Regions from separate parts of the Homo sapiens genome. Here all the other regions are linked to region 2. Evidence: chromatin loops called from intact Hi-C (ENCODE). Cell type or tissue: OCI-LY7. All regions are shown on one strand. Region 1 overlaps PTPRD (protein tyrosine phosphatase receptor type D). Region 2 overlaps PTPRD (protein tyrosine phosphatase receptor type D). Region 3 overlaps PTPRD (protein tyrosine phosphatase receptor type D).

Region 1 (8,000 bases), 120 kb after region 2:
GCTGGTATAAAGGGGGAGTGTCAAGGAAGGGAACAGAGGGCATTTCAACTGGAACATGTGAACAGGTGGGAAGGGGTCTCTCCAGCCTGTCTGAGGACTAGTCCTTTGAAAGTACTGGATCCACACCTTGTTAAGGACATTTTCACTGTAGGACTCAAAGGAAACAGAATTGTACTTGTTGAGCATCCTTTCTGCTGGGAGTATGTGCCATCCACAGGGTTGTTAATGTATATTATTTCTCAAATGATAGTCCACAGATAAAATGAAGTATTAAACGTTCTGGATGAGGGAAATGGGTTTTAAAGATTTAGTTGTCTATGCAGTCTTTAAAATATATACTTTCTATCCATTTGCTATTTAATATGTGAGTTTTCTGTTCTTTATCTTGCTTATATTTTTTCTGTGCTGGTTGCTTAATATATCAAGTATTTCAGGAGTGATGAACAAACAAAATATAACATATTTATCTATGAAACTTATCTTTGGGAAGTTTTTGAAAATAGGCACTCATACAAATGCTAGGTCTAAGAATAAAAATATTATTGTCTTTGGTATCTAGGTCGGTAACACTTCTTTGGAGTTTAATGGTCAGTTAAACCAAAATATTATACAGAGAGAAGATATAGGCTATATTCCTCAATTTATCTGAAACTATTATATAGCAAGTGGTTTAAAATTGACATGATCATATATTAACATCATATTCTATCAATATCACTGAGGTAAATAAAGGATTTTTTTCACATATTTTCCAGGATTGAAAAAGCAACTCCAAACTACTGAGCTCAGAATTTCCTTTTTATTATGGAGGGAGTAGATGTAATGATTTTTGATTGCTGATATACATATTTTGTTCATCAAAAATTAAATGAAGCAGCACATTTCTACCTGAAATGGCATATCTGTCAGCTGTGTGCTTAGAGTGTATTTTTCTTCTCTCATATAATATTGCTATGGATGAATAGCATGCTGATGAATGGGATTTTAGGTTGAGTTTTTAATCTGAAAGTTTTTTTTTTTTTTTTACGGCTTTTCCTATTAATTTAACTAACAAGATTGCTGGGGGCAGGGGCAGCTGCTAGGAAGTAATATTGGAAAGACTTTAAAATATTTACATATCTGTATAAATGCAAATTTATTAAAAATGACAGTTGAAAAAAAGCAGTGTAGTATTGAGTTAAACATAGGCCTTAACCCCTCCATTCTAAATGCATTATTGGTTGATATATTTATATGAATTTATTATTAGGCACTATCTTAGACATCACTGTAAAATGTATAAAATATGGGGCAGTTTAATTGGTGTAAATATGTCAAAATGTAAAATTACTTTTTTAATTTCTCAATTTAATATTGTCAGACTTTTCTTTATAGTGCATTTATATTTCAATGAACTAATTAAGAAATTGACTAAGTTGACTTCAACATACAGACATGTGAGCCTTTGGGACATCATTTGTGGATTGAATGTTTTTTTTTGTCATGAGCATGCACTATTCACTAGACCTGATTCAACATCTGTTTTTGCCTATAAGTTCAATTATTTTTTCCCTAACATGCAGCTAGCTGTATATTTTTTTCTTTATAGTAAAGTAATACATATTCTTTGTAATACCTATAGATAGTAGATAAGGCATGCATACAAATGACAAAATCATCCTATCAGTTAGAGAAAAGTTCTAATTCCTTGGTGTTACTATTTTATGGTAAATATATGGTCTCTGGAGCCATAACCTCAGGTTCAAATGCTGGCTCAACTGCTTACTACTTTCTTGACATCTTGGTCAAGTTTGTACCTCAGCTTTCATATCTGTGAAGGCAGAGGACAACAGTATCTCAGTTACCAGGATTAAATAAGTTACATACAAAGTACTCATTAGAGCTCCTGGCATAGAATAAATGTTAAGCTGATGAAAATTGTATTATTGTAGAGTTTCATGCAAACCCCTGAATTTTTACATAAAATAGACATAGTTTATGAACATTTTTGCTGCTTGATGTAATGTGAATTTTTTCATCTCTCATGATACATGTGTGCAATCTTTTAAAAATATCTGTATAGCAATTTTCAGTCAACATCTGTATACGAGTATGCAGTTCTGTTCAAATAATCCCACGATTTTCTAGAAGAAAATATACTGAGCTGAAAGAAATGTATTCTTGAAGGATGTTTGAAAACATACGTACTCCTCTTGACAGTGTAGGGGTCTGAAAATTTCTGTTCAGCTTTTCTAGTACAAAGTATTGCCATTAACTCTCTTCTTTTTCTAGTTACTAAATTATAAGTGTGTTGCTTCAATTTATATTTAATTGCTTGTGGAATTAGGCATTGTTTTTTGTTATTTAATTTTGTCTTTTATGCATTATATATAGATGTATTTGTCATTTTCTTATTAATTACCATGAGATCATTTGATACAAAACTTGAGTTTCTTAAAATATCGGATGAAATTATTAAGCAGGTAACTGTTTTCCAAGTTCTAGTGTGAAGTCATGAGACTCCTAATGGACTGAATAATACTTGGAAAACTGAGAAGTTCTGAGTTTAATCACTCTAAAGTGATTTCAATCTTTGTCAAAACCCAACAATCATTACATTATGGGCTCGAGTAGCGTAGTTCTCATTCCAGTGGGAATCATTTTCTTTAGAAACTACTTGCTTTGGTTTGGTGTCTAGTTTCCAATTCATTGTTTCATATCTGGATTTGTCTTTTGGCTAACTCCTTACAGTTGATAGTTTGTTCTTCCATTTCCAGTCTGCTTGGCTTGTAATCCTGGTATTGCTCCTGTTCTTTGGTTTATTGTGTGGATAATATACATCAGCCCCATCCTCTCCTTTAACAAGGCTTTCACATTTCTAGCTTTAGTTTGTTTGGGAAGGTAGACAGCTATGACAACAACTATTATCCTTGTCAGGAAACAAATTCCAAGGCTGGATAAAATATTGCTCTCGTCCCATACTGCATTGTGACACTTCTTATAGCTAAATGCAAGAACTCTTACTTAGAGTCTCTGTGTGTGATTCTATCTAATTAAAAAGAACACTTCCAAACTTGTTTGAATGCAAATGTGCATGAAAATGAACATTAGCCACACCATAAAGAAGGCATTTAGAAACGCAAATACACACGAACCTCATGTCAGAGTTGACTCCCTTACCATTTGTTATGGTTTGGGGTTTGTTACCCCAACTAAATTACCATACACAGAGTTATACTGCTAAAATAAAATGCAGTGTAAAATTTATAATCATTTTAATAAAGTTAACATTCTGGAAAACAATTATTTCATTTTCATAATAATTTGCATTTTATCAGACTTCAAAAAAATGTTGCTTTTATATTTCCCTTTAGATATAAACTTTCATAACATTCAAAATGCCAAGTAACTGGGCTAAATAACAGTAGGATATAGGAAGCAAAATTAATATAACTTTTTATTTCTACTTTTAAGTAAAATTTTCAGGATCATAAATAAGAGAAAATGTTAATAAAATAATTCATTTTAAAAATTTTCCTGTGGTGATGTTGTTTAATAAAACCACATTTGGAAAACTAAATCTTCAAAAGTGGCCAGGTCATTTTTACTTAAAATACAAAGAGATCATCTGTTTTTTCTTGTCACTGTTATGGAACCAGCTTATACTACCATAATTCATTAGACTTAAAAGTAAGATCTTAATAATGTTTATTTATTAATTTGAGAATGTCAATCAAGAATAAGAAAAAATAAAGTCAATAATCTACAGCCTTGCTGATATATCTGCAATATATATTGTAAGTGGGGGAAAAATACTATAAAATAAAACCTTGATGGAAATTCAGTAAATTTCTGTCAAGTATATTTAGAAGTAAAAGTGAAAGCAAATAAATACACTTTTTTAATCGTTTAATTTAAAATCAAAATAAAAGATAAAGGAGCAGGTCAGCCCCTCTGGAAAACCTGCCACTTCAGTTGAAAAAACAAAGGACTGTCATTTGTTCTGAGTTGGAATATACAAACTACAGCATACAAACTAAAACATTTGTCCAAAATTTAGAGTCAACTCATTTATCATGAGGTAGCAGTCTCCCTTGTCAAATGCCAACTTTGATTATGCTGTAAATTCCACTATTTCTCTGGGGTTATCTTGGACTCCTCAGCATAAAATAATGTTCTTTTTGCCATATGAATTAAGGTTGAGATTGCACTGACACTCCTCAATAGCACATGTTTTGCCTCATCACTACCTAGAAATAATTTGGTAATGAAGCTCCCCTGAGAGAAAGCTGAATAATATTAAATGGTATCGTTGGCAATCAGTGCTGAAGCCTGACACGTGAGTTTGCATCTCCCTCTGGTGGCAGAGAGAAATGAATAGCCAGTAGGTATTATAATCCATAATTACAATTACAACTGCACTAATAAAATGATGTCAGAAGCCAATAACCCAAGTTGAGAATGATATTCCCTAGACTATCCAGATGTAAAGATTTTTTTTCTTTTTGTAAACAAATGTGATTCAATAGCACTGAGAATATTGCAAGAGTTTTTATATTTTGCTAATGTTCTAACTTCCTCATAGGAAAGAACATAAAAATAGAGTATAATCAATGCATCTTACAATTTCCTAAAAACTGATACTTTTTTGCTCTTCCTTCTCTCTTTCTTTATGAATGCAAATAAAGACAAGCACATTAAATAACAATCAGATTTTCTGTAAACATTCTTATAAGTTTTTTTAAGTCTGCTTATTTCATTTTATAAGATCATACAAATATGTGATCGATCATAAATTTCCTGGGATATCAACAGAAAGTGTGACAATATAGCTCCAATAAAAAATAATTCCAAATTACATTCTAATTGCTATATAAATTCATTTTTATGAAAAAAGAAAAGTATGTTATGCATAGTATTTCACTGTTAATGTGGTTAGCTACAGAGCAACACTGAATATAAATTTCCTTAATCTTTGATAAGGAGTCTTGATATTAGTCAACAGTGATAATGAATCTATTCAGCATCAGTATTTCCCAAAGTAAAAGAATAGTGATAAATACATGCTATATAAATTGCAGGAGGCATAAAAGTGCTTTAAGATCAAATAGGGAAAAAAAAACAAAACAGAGTGATCTCATCAAGATGGCTGACTACAGATGCCTAGCATTCATCTCTCCCAGAAGAAAGGACCAAGTTAATGAATAAACAGCTAAGATTGGACTGGAGTGTCGAAGGGAAAGGGGAGTGGAGATGCACCAGTAGTGACTGGAAATTCAGGAGGGCAGCACAGAGGCACCCAGAATCTGCAGACCCATCTCCCCAACCCTGATCTAATTTGCTGAGTCAGGAGGGACTTCCTATTGCCAGGAAAAGGTAAGCAGAAGAACCCCACAAGCCCCATTGCCTATGTAAACATCTACAGTCTCATACAACAGGAGAACTTCACAGTCCACACAAACCCTGAAACCAGTTTAGAGAATTGCTGGGAATTCATTACCCTGGATTAGGAGCACAAGGTGTGTACTCTCTCCCTCCACCTCCCACCTCCCATTCCCTGCCATTAGCCAAGCTGCCACAGCATGTTGCCATCTCAAGATCAGAGCCACCTCTGGAATATGCATTGTTCTGGGGGCCAACACAGGGCACCATCTTCATTATGACAAGCCGACAATAGTGACTGAATGCTACAACCCCAGCTATGTGGACTCTGGGCCTAGGATCAGCTGTGATTCTGGTCCTGTACAGTACAGAAACCAGTATTTGGTACCACACTTCTAGCCAGATAAATAATCTTACAGTCCTGCCTTGGGCAAACCCACCCTTGAACTAGCCAAATGCTGCACTCCTTTCCCAATGCAGGAGAGAACTCCGAGGTTCTGAGCAGCTAATACACCCCCAGACTAGTGGAGCAGCTATGTTCCTGCATTCAGGGTCTGAGAAACAGCCCCACAGCAACCCCTGCTACTCCAGACATGTCTCTGGCTTGCTTAACAGCCCTGTGCCTGCAGTCAGCGTTTGAGAAACAGTCCCAAAGGCTTCCCCTAGTGGGCACACCCATGGGCCAGGAAAACAGCAAAGAGTATATGTCTTGGGCCTTGAGCTTCAGGTGTCCACCCCTAGTGGACATGCTGAGTAGCCGTGTAGCCACGTCAGGGGCCTAAGAAATAACCCTGTGCCTGCACTTAGCAGACACAATCAGAGGCCAGCCAAACAGCCTTTCTCTCACATTCTAGGCCTGACTTACAGCCTTGCAGATTGCCCTTAGAAGACACACAGCCAGGCTGGCTGAACAGCTGAGGGCCTGCGTTCCGAGTACGTGTTTACCGCGCCTGTGTTCTGGCACTGTAGGCAACCCACAGCAAACATGCACCCAGACCAGCCAAGAGAGCATGTGATTGTATTCTGAGCTTGAAAAACATCCCCATACATAAGCTGACTACCAGCAGACACACTCCCGGGCCAGCTGAGCCTGCTTGTGCTCATATCTCAGGCCTGAGAAGTAGCCCTGTGGGTCACTTGGGCAAATATGCCCCCAAACTAGCTAGGAAACTGCTTCTATGTCATGGGCCTGCAAAACAGACCCACAGGCTGCCCTTGGAAGACATGCTTCCAGGCTGGCAGAAAAACTGCATGCCCATGCTCCTAGCCAGAGTAACATCCCTGTAGCCCCAAACCCAGTGAGCCAGACACCAAGTTGTTGGACTCACTGTGTGCACACATATGCCCCTGACCTGAAAAATAGCCCGGTGAGCCAACTTTCAGCAAAGCCTCGCCATTATCACCACAAACTCTCTTAGCATAGGCTACTGAGCAACTTGCAAATGCCTTTAGCATGGGTTAGAGCTGTAGAAACGACATGGAGACAACACAAATGTGTCTACCTAGAATGAAGGCCCACACACCCTACCAAACTGACAGCCCAAGACCCATTCGTATGAACATATCTTTCCATATGAAACTAACACCATAAAATTAAACTAGATTACTTTTCTACCAAATGCATGGAAATTAATGTAGGAACACATCAAACATAAAAAACAAAGGAAACATGACATCTCCAAAAAAAACTGATTATCTAGTAAACAGATACCAATCATAAGGAAATATATGAAATGCCAGAAAAAGAATTCAAAATAATAAATCTTAAGGAAACTGTGAGATATAAGAGAATACAGATAAACAATTCAAGAACATCAGGAAGACAACTCATGATTTGAATGAGAAATTAAATAAAGAGATAGATATCATTAAAAAAAGAACCAAACAGAAGTACTAAAGCTGAATAATTCAATTAATTTAAAAAAATACTATTGAGAACTTTAACAACAGGCTAGACCACCAAGCAGAAGAAACAAATTTCTGACCTTGAAAACAGATCTTTTTAAATGAACCAGGAAAAAAAAATAAATAAAAAAGAATGATGAAGAAAGCCTACAGGATTTATGGGAGATCATTAAGTGAACAAATATGTTATTATAAGCATTCAAGAAAAAAGGTGAGAAAATCATATTTAATGAAATGATAGCAGAAAACATCTTGTTTTGTTAGAGGGATGGACATCCAGATCCAGGAAGGTCAAAGAACTTCAGATTGATTCAGCCCAAACAGGTCTACTCCAAGGCGCATTATAGTCAAGTTGAAGAAAATCAAGGACAAATAATTCTAAAAGCTGGAAAAGAAAAACATTAAGTAACATATAAGGGAATTTCCACTAGATTAACAGCATAGTTTTCAGCAGAAACCTTAGAGGCAAGGAGAGAATGAGGCGATATATCCAAAGTACTAAAATTAAAAAAAAAAAAACAAAAAACTGTCAGCTACAAATACTATATTCAGCAAAACCATCTTTCAAAAATGGAGGACGAATGAAATGTTTCTCAGACAAGCAAAACTAAGGGAACTCATTACTACTAGCCAGTCTTACAAGAAATGTTCAAGAGAATTGTAGCTCTAGAAGTAAAAAGGTGGTAAATACCATCATGGAAACATACAAAACTCAAATTCACTGATACACACAG
Region 2 (8,000 bases):
TTTTTCTGCATGAAGTTGACATGCAATAATCAGTGAAGTGTTTAAACAACTATCTAACTCTTCTTTCATGGTCTTCATCTAGGGTCAAAATTAGATCTAAAGTGGAAACAACTAAAAGAACCCTCTGCTTTAGTTATCGCTTTACTCACAAGTTTCCGGTGCCTCTCTAACACTTTCAAAAATTGATTCAAAGTCCTTCATTAAGTTTATGTCTATATTTCATCACCTATCAGCCTACCTGACACATTATACATGTTTAAATATTTTCTGGCTGGCTACATGGACATCTGGAGGGATCTTATAACATTTTTTGCCTTTCCATACATAGTATTTATTGTAGTCTACTTTGAGTTGATATTTATATTTGTATGCCTATATATTTTTCTAAATAGGAATTACATGTTAAAACGTTTCAGAAACCAGGCTCTAACTTTGGTGGAGAAAGCATTAATATACATCCAAGGTAAGCATCATCAAGCGGAATGCCTTGGCCTATAGGCAAGTTCCCGTAGCGTATGAGATTTTCAGTGCGTAACTATTCAAGCTTGGGAAGTGCACTGGATGTCACATAAGAAGTTCACAGAATATAAATAAACTCAAACAATAAATTACTTGCTCCAAAATATTTTATTCTGCACTATTTTTCCCTGTTCACAGGCCAAGACACTCTACTGAGGGGGAGATAATCGACATATTCCCTAGGTGATTAAAACTTTTAAATCGGCCAGGTGCGGTGGCTCACGCCTGTAATCCCAGCACTTTGGGAGGCCGAGGCGGGCGGATCAGGAGATCAGGAGATCAAGACTATCCTGGCTAACACGATGAAACCCCGTCCCTACTAAAAATACAAAAACTTAGCTGGGCGTGGTGGTGGGCGCCTGTAGTCCCAGCTACACAGGAGGCTGAGGAAGGAGAATGGCGTGAACCTGGGAGGCAGAGCTTGCAGTGAGCCGAGATTGCGCCACTGCACTCCAGCCTGGGCAACAGAGCCAAACTCTGTCTCAAAAAAAAAAAAAAAAAAAAAAAAAAAAATTAAATCGAGTCGTAATTTATCAGGACAAGTGCAAATCAAACTTAAGGTAAACATTGTAGCTACTGAAATCTCTCATAAATTCTCTGGATGAACTTCAATTATATTCAGGTCTTCAAAAACAGAGGTTAATCATTTGAGCAAATATTTTATTTATCTTTGTGAAACAACTAAAAGAACACACATAATTTCTTAACTTCATGGGATCAAAGATGATCTTAGCAGGCCAGAACCTCTTTCTAATCTGGTCCCAATTTCCTCTAATTTTAATGTAGAGGTGGGAATATCTGGCTGGGAATCTAGACTGTACTATTCGTTAGCTCTCCATCCTCAGATTTAATGTACCCAAGTCTCGAGTTTCATAGCCTTAAAAAGTGAATGTTTGTTTTGTTTTCTTGATGTATTGTCTTGGACATTGGACAATTTTTCTTAAATGAGAAAAAATATGGCAAAGAATTTTATAAAATGTTTATCCTCCTCATCATCTAATTTGTTTCCTGCCGCTGAAAGCCACCTTCCCCAGGGGCTTGAGAATGACACCTGTCCACTGTGTCACCAGTTGGTTTGCTTCCCTGCTTATTGTTTTCTCTATGAAATCTTAAAACCTAACTAAGGCTTTGCTGCCCACTGCAGGTGGAGAGGAGAATAAATCAATTCCCTTCTGCCTGATTTCAGTGGCTTTATCTCAAATGTTTTGTAAGTTATTCTGTTGCTAATTAAACAATCTCATTTATAGATATTTTCTTCCTATGAACTCAATACTAGTTTAATAGGTATAAATATAAGTTTTGATCAATTATTAAATCCATAACAAAGAAAAATAACAAGGACTTAATGTATATCAATAATTATGTTAGCTTGAAATTAGACATTCACACAAATGTTTGTCTGTCAAATTCAGTTCTTATATTTTTGGCTATTTTCATATTAAAATTGTCTAATGAATCTCTTCAAAACTTGTAATGTGTTTCAGTAGTTGCCTAGAATGGGACCAAGTATGACAATAGGCAATAAATATATTTTGAATAAATGAATGGATCTACACTAATATACAAGTACATGTAAAAACCCAAACTAGCCTTATAACAAGTATGGTAACTAGTTCAGTTTGAACAGGTCCTATGGCATCTTGGAAGACAGATGGTTCAGTACATATCATAAATATATATAATGAACCAGAAAACGTAATAGATAAATGCACTGTGTTTTAACAGCTTATAGTAGAATGCATTAAAGGATTTTCCTTAAAATTTCTACTCTAGTAAAATTTTGTTACAGATTTTTTTTAGGAACTATAAAATATTTTTTCCCACTGTCTTTTTGTTATGCTGCATATAGCCATCATTAAGGGGATTCTCAGCTGGTTTTAAAAGATTTTAGTTTAGTTATATCCTCAGTTAATTGTGTTAGCTAAAATCGGATTATACCTTTAAAAATGAAAAAGGTGTTCTGGAATTATTTGTTAACTGCACACGTTTGTTCTTTAAGAAATTCATAAGATCATAGAATCATGTTTTTTTTAAGCTGAAATAGACTTTAAAAGATGGTAAATGTAAGAAGTTTGTTTTGAACCTGTGCAATTATAATAACGACCTTTAATTCTTTTCTAATGGCCTAGATGGAATTAATTGGTTATTTCAATATCAGGGCTCATCTTGTGTGGAATCATAAAAGAGTCTCTTTCTTATAATGGGTTCTATCACCCCTGATGATAAGTTTCTCTATCAAGCTTATTTAACATGTTCTGAAAGCACATTTTTAAGAGCCTTGGCATTCTCTGTCTTTCTTCCTTTCATCTTTCTTTTACATTATTTGCAGGGAGGAAGAATCCATTTTTGTTTCTTTGTAATTTTGTTTTGGTCAAGCTATCATTTAGATCTTACCAACAGTCTTTCCTTTTAATTATGTTTCCTATATTGAGACTTTTTTTGATTGGAAATAGTATACTATTTACAAAAATCGAGAAATCATTTTTTGCTTATGGGAAGTTATAAGCTATCCAATTTCTAAATAGCAGCCATGCTGCCATCTTCTGGTTATCTTGTAAGAATTTTCTTATGCTTAGAAGCTTTATTTTAAAATGCATCTTGATGTACCTTGAATTTTTTTTTATGTCTACTAAGGACACATATTTGAATAATTAGAGCACTGCATCTAGAGTTCTGTTGTCCTGAAGTCCTAAAGCAAATAAAAACTTAAGTCTTATCATTTTAAATATTATAATCGAATGGGACTCCAAGGATTAAAAAAAATGTTTTATCCCATGATTTGGAGGCCAGTGAGATTTTCTGACACTTTTTAAAAAAATCACATTACTCTTTATTTTTTTCACAGCTTTTCAGTGTGGCAGCAAGATGACCACCCTTCCCTCAGTGAGTGTGAAACTTTTCCAAATCCACAGTTCCTGTTAATATTAGTACTGCATGTTATTTAATGCTGTTTCAGGTAGCACTGAACCACTTGCCAATTTAACTGTCTTATTTCATTTGAAAACTCTGCCAGCACCTATAGTGCAGGCCAAGGGCCACAAAGGAAGGGTAGAAGGAAGCGAGAGTTTCATCTATCTTTAAGAGCTTTTTCATTTTAAGTGATCATTAAGACTTATAGCACTCTTTTTTTGTACATTAGTGTAACCTAATGATGTTCAATTTTTGTATGTGTGAAAATTCCCATTTACCCCACTGGCATTCTTCTCCTAGTAGCCCTGGAGGAAAAAATAGAACAATTTTAGGAGATAAATTTATGTCTCACACTGAAAACTGATTTTAAAATGTAAGATATTACATACATTGCTTCAAATTCAAATGAGGAAGTACACTCAGTGGCTTCAAGCTCTGTGCTATTTTCAGATGACTATATGAGAGTATAAATCATAATAGCTCATTGAAAATCAGAATGCAAATGGCCCCAGTAAATGTTTAGCAACAGAGGATTTTCTCAACTGTTTATTAAGAGCAATCCAAAATCTAAAGCAGCTGGGACAGGTGTTAATTTCAATCCTGTTATTTGTAATTAGTGATGAAATTTAATGGTGTTTATAAGTAACTCTGAAACATTTGTCATATAAACATGGTCTAAATTTAAGGGGTATTAAAATGGAGTTTTTAAGCTTAATAGACTTGGGCAAACAGGTATTTTGAATAATCAACACCTCTGAGAGCATATACCAAATTTAAATGGCAAAATTGGCCCATTTATTGTAGGCACAAAAATGACCTTGTAACTTCTGGATACTGTGTGTGAATGGATATGGATGTGAATTGTACCATACCTAGATGGTTGATTACTATTTGTTTACTAAAATACAGGACCTGAAATTCCATTATTTTGCCATGACAAAATTATTTTTAGTCTCCTATATTCACAAAAATTGCTATTATCATAAGTTGATAGATGCCAATTGAATGGAAATTTTATCATCCCATAGCTTTACTATGAATAAAATGGATGTATCTATAAAACGTGCCATTTGATCCATTTCTCTGAGTTGTTTTGTTTTCTTCCAATTACGAAGACATAATCTTTTTTCATATCCAGAAACAAAAGTAAAACTCCTACTTGGTCAAACTCATGATCTTCTATTATCAGCAGCAAAGTAGAAGTAAATGTATTAAAATGCCCACACATATGTATATGTTATCAATATAAGTAGATAGACAAATGGATGGATGGACGGACAGATAGATATGTACGTCTGTCAACATGTGTTTCCTAAATTTATTTTATGCTGTTAAGAAAGATTATCTCTGTTAGTAAAAAGCATAAATTATTTATTCAGAAATTTACTCCTATTATATATATCCTAAACGTGAATCAAGCGGGAAAAATTTTTTATTCAGTATTTTCAAAGGTTTCAAATTCAGCTCAGAATATATTATTTTAGAAAAAAAAATGTAATGGTAAAAAGTATCTTATTTGTTCTTCCTTCTGTGTAGTTCCTACTTGGTTTCCATTAGATTAAATCCCAAATTCCAGTTAACTTTAATAAATGGACAAAAAGTATAAAATAGTAACAATATTAAAATTAAAAAGTTTTGAGGATAAAATGGGACTTTTAGTTGTATGGTACTGGAAATAGTTTATGAAATTCAACCCACTACTTCCTAAAATATAAGAGTATCAAAGAGCTGAAGAATAATCAAAAGGAGTAAGAAATAAAAAGACTTAATCTGATTCCACCAACATGTATTGATCTTTTGTCCTACGCGAGGCATTAAGCTAGGTTAAAAAATACGTGTTTGGCACTTGTCCTTCCCTCAGGTGTTCAGAGCTCATCAAGAGAGTTAGACAGATAAACATCTATTAAAACAATACAATGAATGTATATATGTACATGTATATATATATATACATGTATATATACATATGTGTGTGTGTGTATATATATATATATACACGTACATATACATATATATATATGGTGTTCCAAAAAGTACAAATTACAGTCCCATTAATTATGCCCATGTTGACCATGGAAGGTGTTACCAAGAAATGACATAAGGACTAGGCCTTAAAGGATGCTTAGATTTTTGCAAGGCAAATGAGTGGGTATTTGAAAAAACATGAGTAATATAGTGAAAGGTATGGAGACTTAACGATTTATGGTATTTGGGGTACTGGTGGCAGAGGCAAAAGTGAGTGTATCAATGTGGCTAGAGCAGAGAAGGCATGGGGGGTATATGTAGATGACAAAAATAGAGAGGTAAGTGAGGGATACTGAACGATAAGCTAATCAAACAAGGAGAATTTAGACTCTTTAAAGAGATGAGTCTTGATGATAATCATGACTAACATTGTTTGTCGACTATTTCACATGTGAGATTTAATCTGATCTTCAAAAGAGCCCTGAAATATAAGAATTACTATGTTCTCAATTTTACAGATAATAAAACCATGGCTTAGAGAAGATAAATATTCTGTCTGGAATCAAACCTGTAGTAAGTAACTCAAACTGAGTATCTCTCTAAAGGTCTTATCTCTTCTGCTAAACTGCCAACCTGACTAGAATGGTGTTTTAAAAGATAACTTTACTGGCAGTGCTAAATTAGAATAAATTGAAGGGAAGAGAACCTAAAAGGGGAAGATAACAGTTTAGAAGATGCTGCAATCATCTAAACCAGAAATATCACAGGTCTAAATGAATGAGGGAGTGGAAAGAGCAGAGGTAGCTTCACCTTAAAACCAACAGCTTGAGCTTCAATGTGCTCACTGGCACAGGCCACTCCCAAGCCCCTGGGAGGAGCCCTTGCGTGGGCTTCACATGATCATATATGGTTTAAAACGTGAGAATACTTTAACTATGTATAGTTAAGGCTCCTGTCTCTTTCTACTTTGTCTTCCAATCTGTCACACTTTTGCTCCTGTCCTATGGTGTTGGAAAGGCCACATGTATTTGGAGATCTGGATAGAGAAATATTTGAGAATATATTTAATTTGGAAATAGTGGGGTATATTGAGTTTTAGAATAGTGGGACCTAACTATCCCATTGTAGGGAAAGTTTTTAGGAATACTATCACCAGATATTAACTCACCCAGCTTTGAAATACTGTTATAGGGCTAGAGATCTGATCACAATATTGAGGGCCATTGCCACCCAGCCAAGGAAGCATTTGGATAGTGGAAAAAAACAAGGTTTGTATTTAAGGAACCAAAAACAAGTCTGAGGAAAATTCGTATTCATGAAACAAATAAAGTATAAGCATAGTATTGTGTTATCATTGATACTTAGTCAAAAAGGGACGTCAAAAGGGAGTATACATGCTAGATAATGAAGCATATACAATTATAAACATGTCATTAACCTTTTTCTTATTTTTGATGGAAATAAAATAAAATAGATTTGATTAGTATTTCTTTGTGGTAGGACAAAAACCTCCAGCAGTACTTCAAACTGCAAATACACCTGTGTATGAAGTTGCATGGTTTATGTTTCCTATTGTATCCTATTGTATCAGATCATGTCTTACCACATCTGACACATCTTCTTCTGACAATGTCTGGGAGTTCCAGACTAAACAGTAGGTAAAATTGCCACTGACATAACAAAATGATCCAAATATACTAGAAAAAATAAAAAGTACATTTCTAGTCTCTCTACAGAAACTATCACAGGATTGTTTCTATGTGAAGAATATATCAATGACTATGCACCACCGTCACAAGAAAAAAGAAAATATATAGAATTACAGAATTATATTAAGAAAAAGATTCTTCTAAATTTTAAGGTATTTTTCAGTTTTTTTAATATGCAATTTATTGTGATTTCTTTGTTCATTCTAATCAAATATTCACTTCCAAACAGAGGCTGTATTTTTAAAGAGGATCCCCAAATGGATACTAAGTTTTGTTTCTGAAACACAAATCCTTTCCTCAGTTGAAAGAAGAAGAAGAAAAGGAGGCTGGGATATCTGAGAAACGTTTTGAAGATAAACTTGCTAATACTTCTTAATCCAGTTGCAGGGAGAGTAAGATAAAATTCCATGGTGCCTATCATGGATAGAGTACTGAAAAGGATTCAAGGTTTGCATAGAAGACAGCTCAATTTTAGATATGTGCTGTCTGAGGAATCAATGAAATTACGGGAAGAAATATCCGGGAGGAGGTTGAAATGATGGCTCTGATGTTCAGGAGAAAATTGAAAAATAGTCATGTAAATTTGAAGAAACTAAGCATTTGCTGACAGCTAAAGCTAAGAAAGTAGATGAGAATTCTCAGGGAGGGACTTTTCAGTTGGAAGAAATGAAGAGAGGTACAAAACCTGTAGCCTGATAAATGTGTGGAGTAAAATGAGGAACCAAAGCACATAAAAGAAGAAAAAACAAGCAAAAATTGCATTCAAAAAGGTAGGCAAGAACTAGTAGAAAGCTGAATTTGGAAGGTAAAGTCGGAAAGGACTTCATGAAAAACCTAAAAATAGCAAAGTCTTCAGGAATGAAAGGGCCATGAGGACTGAGAAAAGGATGCTAGTGT
Region 3 (8,000 bases), 110 kb after region 2:
GTTAAAATATCTGTAACTTATTTTAAAATACCCCCATAGGAGTATCCTTGTACTTTATTGTAAAATAAGCTTTCTGACTGAGAATATATACAGTATTACAAACTATGTAATATGGACAATTTAAATTATAGCTGTTGATTCACCTATTGATTAGGATTTTACTCAAACATAATAATTTTACATACAATATATTATTTTTAGAAACAGTATTTTAAACTACTTATGAGCATTTTATTTTAAACTTGATATTTTTTAAAGTAGACAATGTACACTTAACTGTTTTTCTGACTCTTAGCTAAATTCAGCATTGGTAAGCTTTCCTCTGTAAGAGCCTAATAGTATACATTTTAGGCTTCACAGGTCAGACGGTCTCTGTTGCAACTGTTCACCTTTGACGGCAGTGTAAAAAGGCCACAGAAAACAGGTAATCAAGTAAGCATGGCTATGTTTAAATAAATCTTTACTTATAAAAACAGGTGGCTTTGGTGCACAAGCTGTAGTTTGCTTAATTCTCATCTAAATTATGTAATAGTAAGAATATCTTCAACAACATAGAGAAACTAAGGAATGCCTGTTTTCTCCTGTTTTTAATTTATTCATAATGTATGAAACTTCTACAGTTTTAAATATGTTTTAGGGATAAACTAGGTCATTAATATTAAGAGATTAACACAGAAATATAGAGGTCTATATCAATGCGTCAATTAAAATTTCAGTAAATGAAAAAAGTAACCATTTCATTTTGGGACTGGAGGTAGTGAATTCCTTATTCAATGGTATGCTAGCCTATTTAATGAAGGAGATAGATTTTAATTAGCTGTTTACATACATGGTAATGATGCCTTGATATTACTTGATTATCAATAAAAGCAGGACTCACACCTGTTCATTTCCACTGAAATGAGTTTTTTTCAGATACTTCATGTTTTATTGACATTTTATTTAACAGAGAAAGATACCGCATCAAGGATTACTTCATGTGATTTCATATGAAGCTCTAGATTACGCTCTAGATGCGCATGCTATTTCAATTTAAGGAATCCTTAGAGGTTAGAGACAGAAGTCACAAAAAGATTCTTTTGTGTGGTTGCTGCACTGAAGTGTTGTGGTTGTATAATGTCACATATGCTTTATATGAACTTCAGGAATGGATTGAGATATTTGGCATAGAAATGCTATGGTCTTAAGTCTAGTTTAAGAAACCATATGCTGTAATATATTCCACTTGACTAATGTTCTAACTTTGGTCCTCTGACCTCCTTTATTAGCATCTCTTAGTGAATTTTTAAAAAGACGTATGTTAGTCTGTATACTAAACCCACAGGATTAAAATCTCTGTGCATAGTGACTATGAGTTTACGCATATCCCATATTCTCCAGGATTTTCTTGTTTTCTTTTGAAAGGAAAAACAAAGCTGTCTTTATTCATGGATTCATGATTATCTACATAACAAATCCCCAAAAAACTACCAAACAAAAATTTTCTGTAACTAATAAGTGAGTTTTGCAAAGTCACAGGACACAAGGTCAATACACAAAAGTCAATTACTTTCTCATATGCCAGCAATGAACAATTAGAATTGTAAGTTTAATAAATAACTTTTACTATAGTATACCCCAAGAAGAAGTACTTAGGAACAAATCTAACAAAATATGTAGAGAATCTGTAGGTAGAGAACCACAAAACAGATGAAAGAACTCATAGATCTAAATAATGGAGAGTGTGAAGAGAGACTATGAAATGGGAAAAAAGTACTGTACTTCTGAACCGTGCATCTAATAAGGGATTAATATCCAATAAATAAGGAACTAAAACAACTCAATAGCAAAATAATAATAATTTATTTAACAATGGGCAAAGAATGTGAATCGATATTTCTGTAAGGAAGACATACAAATGGCTAAGTATATAAAAAAAGTTCAATAACACAATTCATCAGGGAAATGCAAATTAAAGCCACTGTGAGATATCACCTCACACTGCTGTTAGAATGGTTATTATCAAAAAGATGAAAGATAACCAGTGTTGGTATGGATGTGAAGAAATGAGAGCTCATATACTCTTGGTGTAATTTAAGTTAGTACAGCTATTATGGAAAACAGTATGGAGGTTCCTCAAAAAATTAAAAATAGAACCACCATATAAGCCAGCAATCCCACTACTAGATATACCTCCAAAGGAAAAAAAAATCAGTATGTGGAAGAGATATCTGCACTTCCATTTTGGTTACAGCACTATTTACAATAACAAAGATATAGAATCAACTTAAGTGTCCATCAAGAAACAGATAAAGAAGATTTATTATACATGCAGATGGAACACTAGTCTTAAGAAAGAAAAAAATCCAGTCACTTGTGACAACATAGAAAAACCTAGAAGATACTATGTTAGGTGAAATAAGCCAAGCACACAAAGACACATGACAAACCTGAAAAAAGTAGAAGTAATAGAAGCAGAAAGTAGAATAATAGTTACCAGAGGCTGGGGGGAAAACAAGAAAAAAATGAAATATTGAAGAAATATTCTGTGTTCATGGAGTGAAACACTTAATATCATGCAAATCTCTCTAGCAAGTGGTTGTTCCACAGCTGCATTAAGTTCTTCCCTGAAAACACTCCTTCCTTCCCTACCACATGCCCAGGCTGCAGAATTTTCCAAATTTTTATGCTCTGCTTCCATTTTAAATAAAAGTTCCAACTTTAAATCATTTTGTACTCCCATATTTGATCAAAAATTTTTAGAAGAAGCCAGGCCACATACTGCATGCTTTGCAGCTTAGATATTTCTTCTTCTATCAGATATGCTAAATAATCACCCTTAAGTTCAAACTTTCACAAATTGCTAGGGCATGGACCCAATTTAGCCAAGTTCTTTGCTAAGGCAAAACACAAGTGACCTTTGTTTCAGTTCCCAATAACTTTCTCATTTTTATCTGAGTCTTCATCAGCCTTACCTTCACTGTCCATATTTCTATCAGCATTTTGGTCACAAGCGCAAGTCTCTAAGAAGTTCTAAACTTTCTTTCGTCATCCTGTCTTCTTGAGAGCCCTCCAAACTCTTCCAAAGTCGGCCTGTTACCCAGTTCCAAAGGTGCTTCCACATTTTCAGGTTTTTTTTTTTTTTGAGATGGAGTCTTGCTCTGTTGCCAGGCTGGAATGCAGTGGCACGATCTTGGCTCACTGCAACCTCTGCCTCCCAGCTTCAAGTGATTCTCCTGCCTCAGCCTCCCGAGTAGCTGGAACTACAGGCACGTGCCACCACACCCAGCTAACTTTGGTATTTTTAGTAAAGATGAGGTTTCACCATGTTGGCTAGGATGGTCTCTATCTCTTGACCTCATGATCCGCCCACATTGACCTCCCAATTTTCAGGTATCTTTATAGCAATGCCCCACTCCTTGGTGCCAATTTTATGTATTAGTCCATTTTGCATTGTTACAAGGAAATATCTGAGGCTGAGTTACTTTATAAAGAAAAGAGGTTTATTTGTCTGACAGTTCTGCAGGCTGTACAACAATGGCACCAGCATCCACCTAGCTTCTGGAAAGTCTTCAGAAAGCTTACAGTCATAGTGGAGAGCAAAGCAGGTGCCTGTGTATAACACGGCGAGACTGGAAGCAAGAGTGGATTTTCTGATATAACCATCCCAATTATATGTCTCGGACTAGCCTTTAGCAGCCACTGTTTTAGAGAAGCTTAGCATACAATATTTTTAAAGTTCTAATATGTCATTATAATTATAAAACAATTTTCAGAGTTCATTAATGTTTTCTTTAAAACTATTAGACCTTCGATGTTCAACCTCCTGAAATAGTGCTTAAAACCTAGAGGCAACATGTGGGATAAGTTGTCATAACTATGGATGAGATCAAATCTTAAAAAATGCATTGCAAAGATAATCCTCTTTCATTATGCTTTTACAAAAGGATGATGCTACATTAACACAGTAATTTCTGATAAATAAAATATATTAAATATCTAAGAATTAACAGTTGCTGGGGAAATATATAACCAAAGTTTAAAATATGTCAGAATATTTTAATAAATTATTAAAATAAATAAATTCTTAATAAAAAAGACCAGAGAAATCTGACTTCTTTCTTTCTCCGAAGCTAGTGGTGAGTTGATTATATTAGTTAGTTCTCATATTACTATAAATAACTACTTGAGATTGGGTAGTTTACAAAGAAAAGAGGTTTAACTGACTCACAGTTCTGGAGGCTGTATGGGAGGCATGGCTGGGGAGGCCCCAGGAAACTTACAATCATGGCAGAAGGCAAATGGCAAGCAAGCACATCTTTACATGTCAGAGCCAGAGAGCAAGAGCAGGGGGAAGTGCTACACACTCTCAAAAGACTAGATCTTGCGAGAACTCGCTCACCATCATGAAAACAGCAAATATTTTTATTTAGATAGTCGTTAGGATTGTATGATCTGTAATTTTCATATTACATCTTCTATTTCACAGTTAGTATCATATGAACTCTTTGAAATCAGACTTCCTAAAATTTAGCTAATAGGTCTGGTAAATACCTATTGGCTGCTTCTACTCTTACCAACTTTTTCCCTTCTCCAAAGGTTTACTGTTTTCATATAATTGATATGTGTTTTCCATCAGCCTTATTGTTGATTCTATTTTATAATTCTAAGCTTGTGTGTACGTGCATCAGCGCCCATGCATGAATGTCTGTGCTCTCTATTTCTTTCTTATCTATTTTTAATTTACAGTTATCTCACTGTGTTCTAATTTATGTATCTTTGTGAATACTTAAATAATTTTTGCAACATCGTGTAAACCAAAGAAATGAAGAATTTTAGTTTCCCATACCATTAATGTATTGTTTTCATTTCCTGAGTATGATTCTTTAGTTTCTTTTTCTGCCGGTGCTCTACTTTTGAATAAATAATCATATACCAATCACTAAAATGCAAGAGTCATACATCTGAAGTCATGTATGTTGATTACATAACAGTGTAGAAATTTGGTCTCAAGATAACCACAGTATTTAAAACCTCAATTTTATATTTAAATAAAAAAGAAACTAGCACATTTAGAAATGCACACTTCAACTTTGCTCACCTGACTAGCACCATGTATCTGTTTATTTAGTTGCTGGCTTGTGAAGGTATTATTGATAACACATTCAAAATCATGGGGTGATGATGAGTTCAGATACAGATCAGTAGGTAGGATGATAGATACCTTAGATACATAGATAAAACTCAGGTGAACTTGGAGATGTAAAGGTGAGCTAGAGCTCATCTTTCATTCACAAACTTTTTCCAAGCACACTGTAGTATGAATTGCGTTTGGACATTTAGGTGATAGCAAATTTTCAACACACAGCAACATTTTCTACATTTTTTTGTTTGTGTAATATCAAAAGTGTGACGTTGGCTAACAGTGAAAATAAAACTGTAGCTCACTCTAATTCTGCCAAAATATCCTATATTTTAATTAAGGGAGTTTTACCTGAGTGAAAAACATCGAAAATTCCAGTAAAAATCAAGGATTTTACATATGTATATGTGTATTTGAGCTAAAGACATATATTCTTAACCACCTGTAGCATGAAATAAGTAATCAAATGTGAAAGAAACAGCTAATTTGTTGAATCAAATAATTTTCTTCCAATGATTATATATCTTGCATAGCAGAAAGATTGCATGCATATGAATGAATGCATTTGCTTCACTTTATATTTTCTTCCCTAATAGTTTTAATTTTTTATTTTCTAATATTGTATGTGATGAAGAACTCGAGTAGTATTTTAAGCTATTACTTTAGATGCTTAAAGACCATTAGCACTCTAACAAAAATTGTCATTGTCTTTATAAAGATCTCTGTGCCTGTTGCCACATTAGTAAAACTGAGATAATCATAGAAACAGTTTCACAAGTTGGTGAGAAAATATTGATAAAGCACTTAGAATTCCATTACACACAGATCAGGTACCCAATAAATAATGGGTATTTCTCATGAAACAGATTAGTTCTGTATCACTTACTTTACATTTCCAGCATAGTACACAGTGCCTGAGACTGAGAAGCAGCTCTGTTAATATTTACTGAAAGAATAGCATTAAATAATACAAGAAAAATAAGATATAATTAAACAAATCAATATGATTGATCTCTGTGGACGTCCACAGTTTAAAACCATTCCCTCTTTCTTCTTTCTGTCTTACCCTAGGATCAGGGATGCCAGGAAATTCTAAAGTACTTGAAGTTTTTCACTGGATCATCTTAACTCTCTAGCTTTATCTAATTAACATGAAGCACCATCATGACTATGCATCTTATTCAATGTGTTTCAGAACAACTGTCTTCTAAGTTACATTTGACCATAACAATAAACTCGGTTTTCAAAATGTGTCAATCAACTAATAGGGTCATTGACTCACAACCTACAGACAGTAATAGTAACATTAACCTCTATCTTGGGTCAAAGCCCCTGCTTCACTTTTGGGATCATCAGCAAACCAGTTACCCCTGGCAAAGTTCAGTCCTCCAGGTGCACTGATGATAGTGAAAAGACAGTTTCCCAAAGCACAGCTTGTTCCTTTTCATCATCTCACTTCTCTCTCTTCTCACAAAGAATCTCTCTGTGTCAGACAAAGATGGGTGGTACAGTGTGTCTGGGTCTAAAGCTGGAAATGTTTTTCTTTTCTAAATCTCAAATATGTTTTCAGCCAAACGTTTGATGAACTACAAGAAATGAGAATCAGGAAGTCAGATGTTCGCTAAGATAGGTCACTTCTGTAAAATTATCTTACACTGACTACCAAAATATGACAATTATTTCAGGAAAGGGAACAAAAAAACGCTTGTGATTAGAAGATTGGGGAAAAGGACTACCTCTTCTACAGTTGTTTTCAAATTGAAATCTTTGTACTGTTATTTTAATATTTTAAAGTGTATTCACTTTTTGTTATTCTGAATCCTCAATTAGACTGTAATTATCTCAAAGGGTAAGATCACAAACCAAAGGTTATGCTCTCAACTGTATCACTAAAAATGGCCACAGTAATTTTTTTAGCCTTAGCTTCCTTCCACACCTACAAAATAAGCAGAAAAATATCCTGTCTCAAAAGGATTAAATGCAATAATGCATTTAAAAAAATGCTCCAAAAAAGGTGAACCATTAGATAAACATAAGGCAAAATATAAGGTTAAAAAGACAGAGAATAAAGCTTAAACATCTTTTTAATTTGAGAAAATGTAATGACACATGCAAATTTATTTGGAAAATAGATGACATAAAAGACATTCACCGAAGTTTTGTTCAACCAAGATCAAACTCAGAGAAATCGTAGGTGGGCAATGATATGCCTTGGTGAAATAACGAAGTGGGGATTTAATTTCTCATACTGAAAGTGCCTTTAATCTGTCCCATATTGTTATTCAGTTCATTAAAGAACAACATGCATAAACATGGATTTTTTTGTGTGCTTAAATCATCTTCCTAAATATGCAAATCAGTGAGGCATATATTATCAGTGTTCTGTTTAATATTCATTGTGATCTACTCAGTAGTTTTCCTTTCTAATGAGAGCATACCATCTAAGTAACTCACCTTCCCATGCCTGAACTTAGCCAATTTAGTTCGTACTTGAACACGACATTTTTTTTCAAAGTTCTTTCTAGACCATTACACATACGTATGTATGTTTGTATCTACATATCTTCTGTAGCTCCTCATTTACTTTGCAAACATATAGTCACCCTAAATTCAGTTTGATTATTGAAAGTCAGGGTTCTTTTTTTAATCAGAATTATATTTCAGGTAGAGTTTTAAATAATTAGCTCAATTGTTGTTATTGACTAGTAAATGAACACTAAAGAGCATATAAAATACATTCTAAATCTAAGTCTGCAAACAACTATATTGTCACATATGTCATCCTCATATACGACAACAAGGTTTATGGCTACATACAAAAACTTGGCTCTACATACCTATATACTAGTTATCAAGCCAGTCAGATACTTATCTTAAA

What was found. Peaks named below come from ENCODE experiments on the same cell type or tissue, not always from the same donor. Only the 100,000 strongest peaks of a DNase experiment are listed, where the experiment ranks them.
Region 1: a loop joins it to region 2, with 7 times the contacts of the local background. A loop is called at or near these places in 4 of 110 quality-filtered maps.
Region 3: it touches region 2 in a loop (5-fold over the local background); 4 of 110 quality-filtered maps call a loop at or near these places.

Annotation. Positions count from the first base shown.
Region 1 is chr9:9,908,309-9,916,308 of GRCh38, forward strand. The region is part of intron 5 of PTPRD (protein tyrosine phosphatase receptor type D); the gene reads right to left. Among named protein-coding and RNA genes, the nearest start is that of PTPRD, 700 kb to the right of the region's middle. RefSeq lists an enhancer at 6,283-6,782. In OCI-LY7, CTCF peaks have their summits at 4,335 (motif pointing left) and 4,534; a DNase peak (open chromatin) is centred at 4,333.
Region 2 is chr9:9,788,794-9,796,793 of GRCh38, forward strand. All of the region lies in intron 5 of PTPRD (protein tyrosine phosphatase receptor type D), which reads right to left. Among named protein-coding and RNA genes, the nearest start is that of PTPRD, 820 kb to the right of the region's middle. In OCI-LY7, CTCF peaks have their summits at 1,672, 1,875, 3,056 (motif pointing left) and 3,255; DNase peaks (open chromatin) are centred at 1,628, 3,058, 3,538 and 3,878; H3K4me3 peaks cover 1,095 bases; H3K27ac peaks cover 2,617 bases.
Region 3 is chr9:9,897,532-9,905,531 of GRCh38, forward strand. All of the region lies in intron 5 of PTPRD (protein tyrosine phosphatase receptor type D), which reads right to left. Among named protein-coding and RNA genes, the nearest start is that of PTPRD, 710 kb to the right of the region's middle. In OCI-LY7, no CTCF peak of the experiment used is centred here; DNase peaks (open chromatin) are centred at 4,300 and 6,540; H3K4me3 peaks cover 2,269 bases; H3K27ac peaks cover 2,927 bases.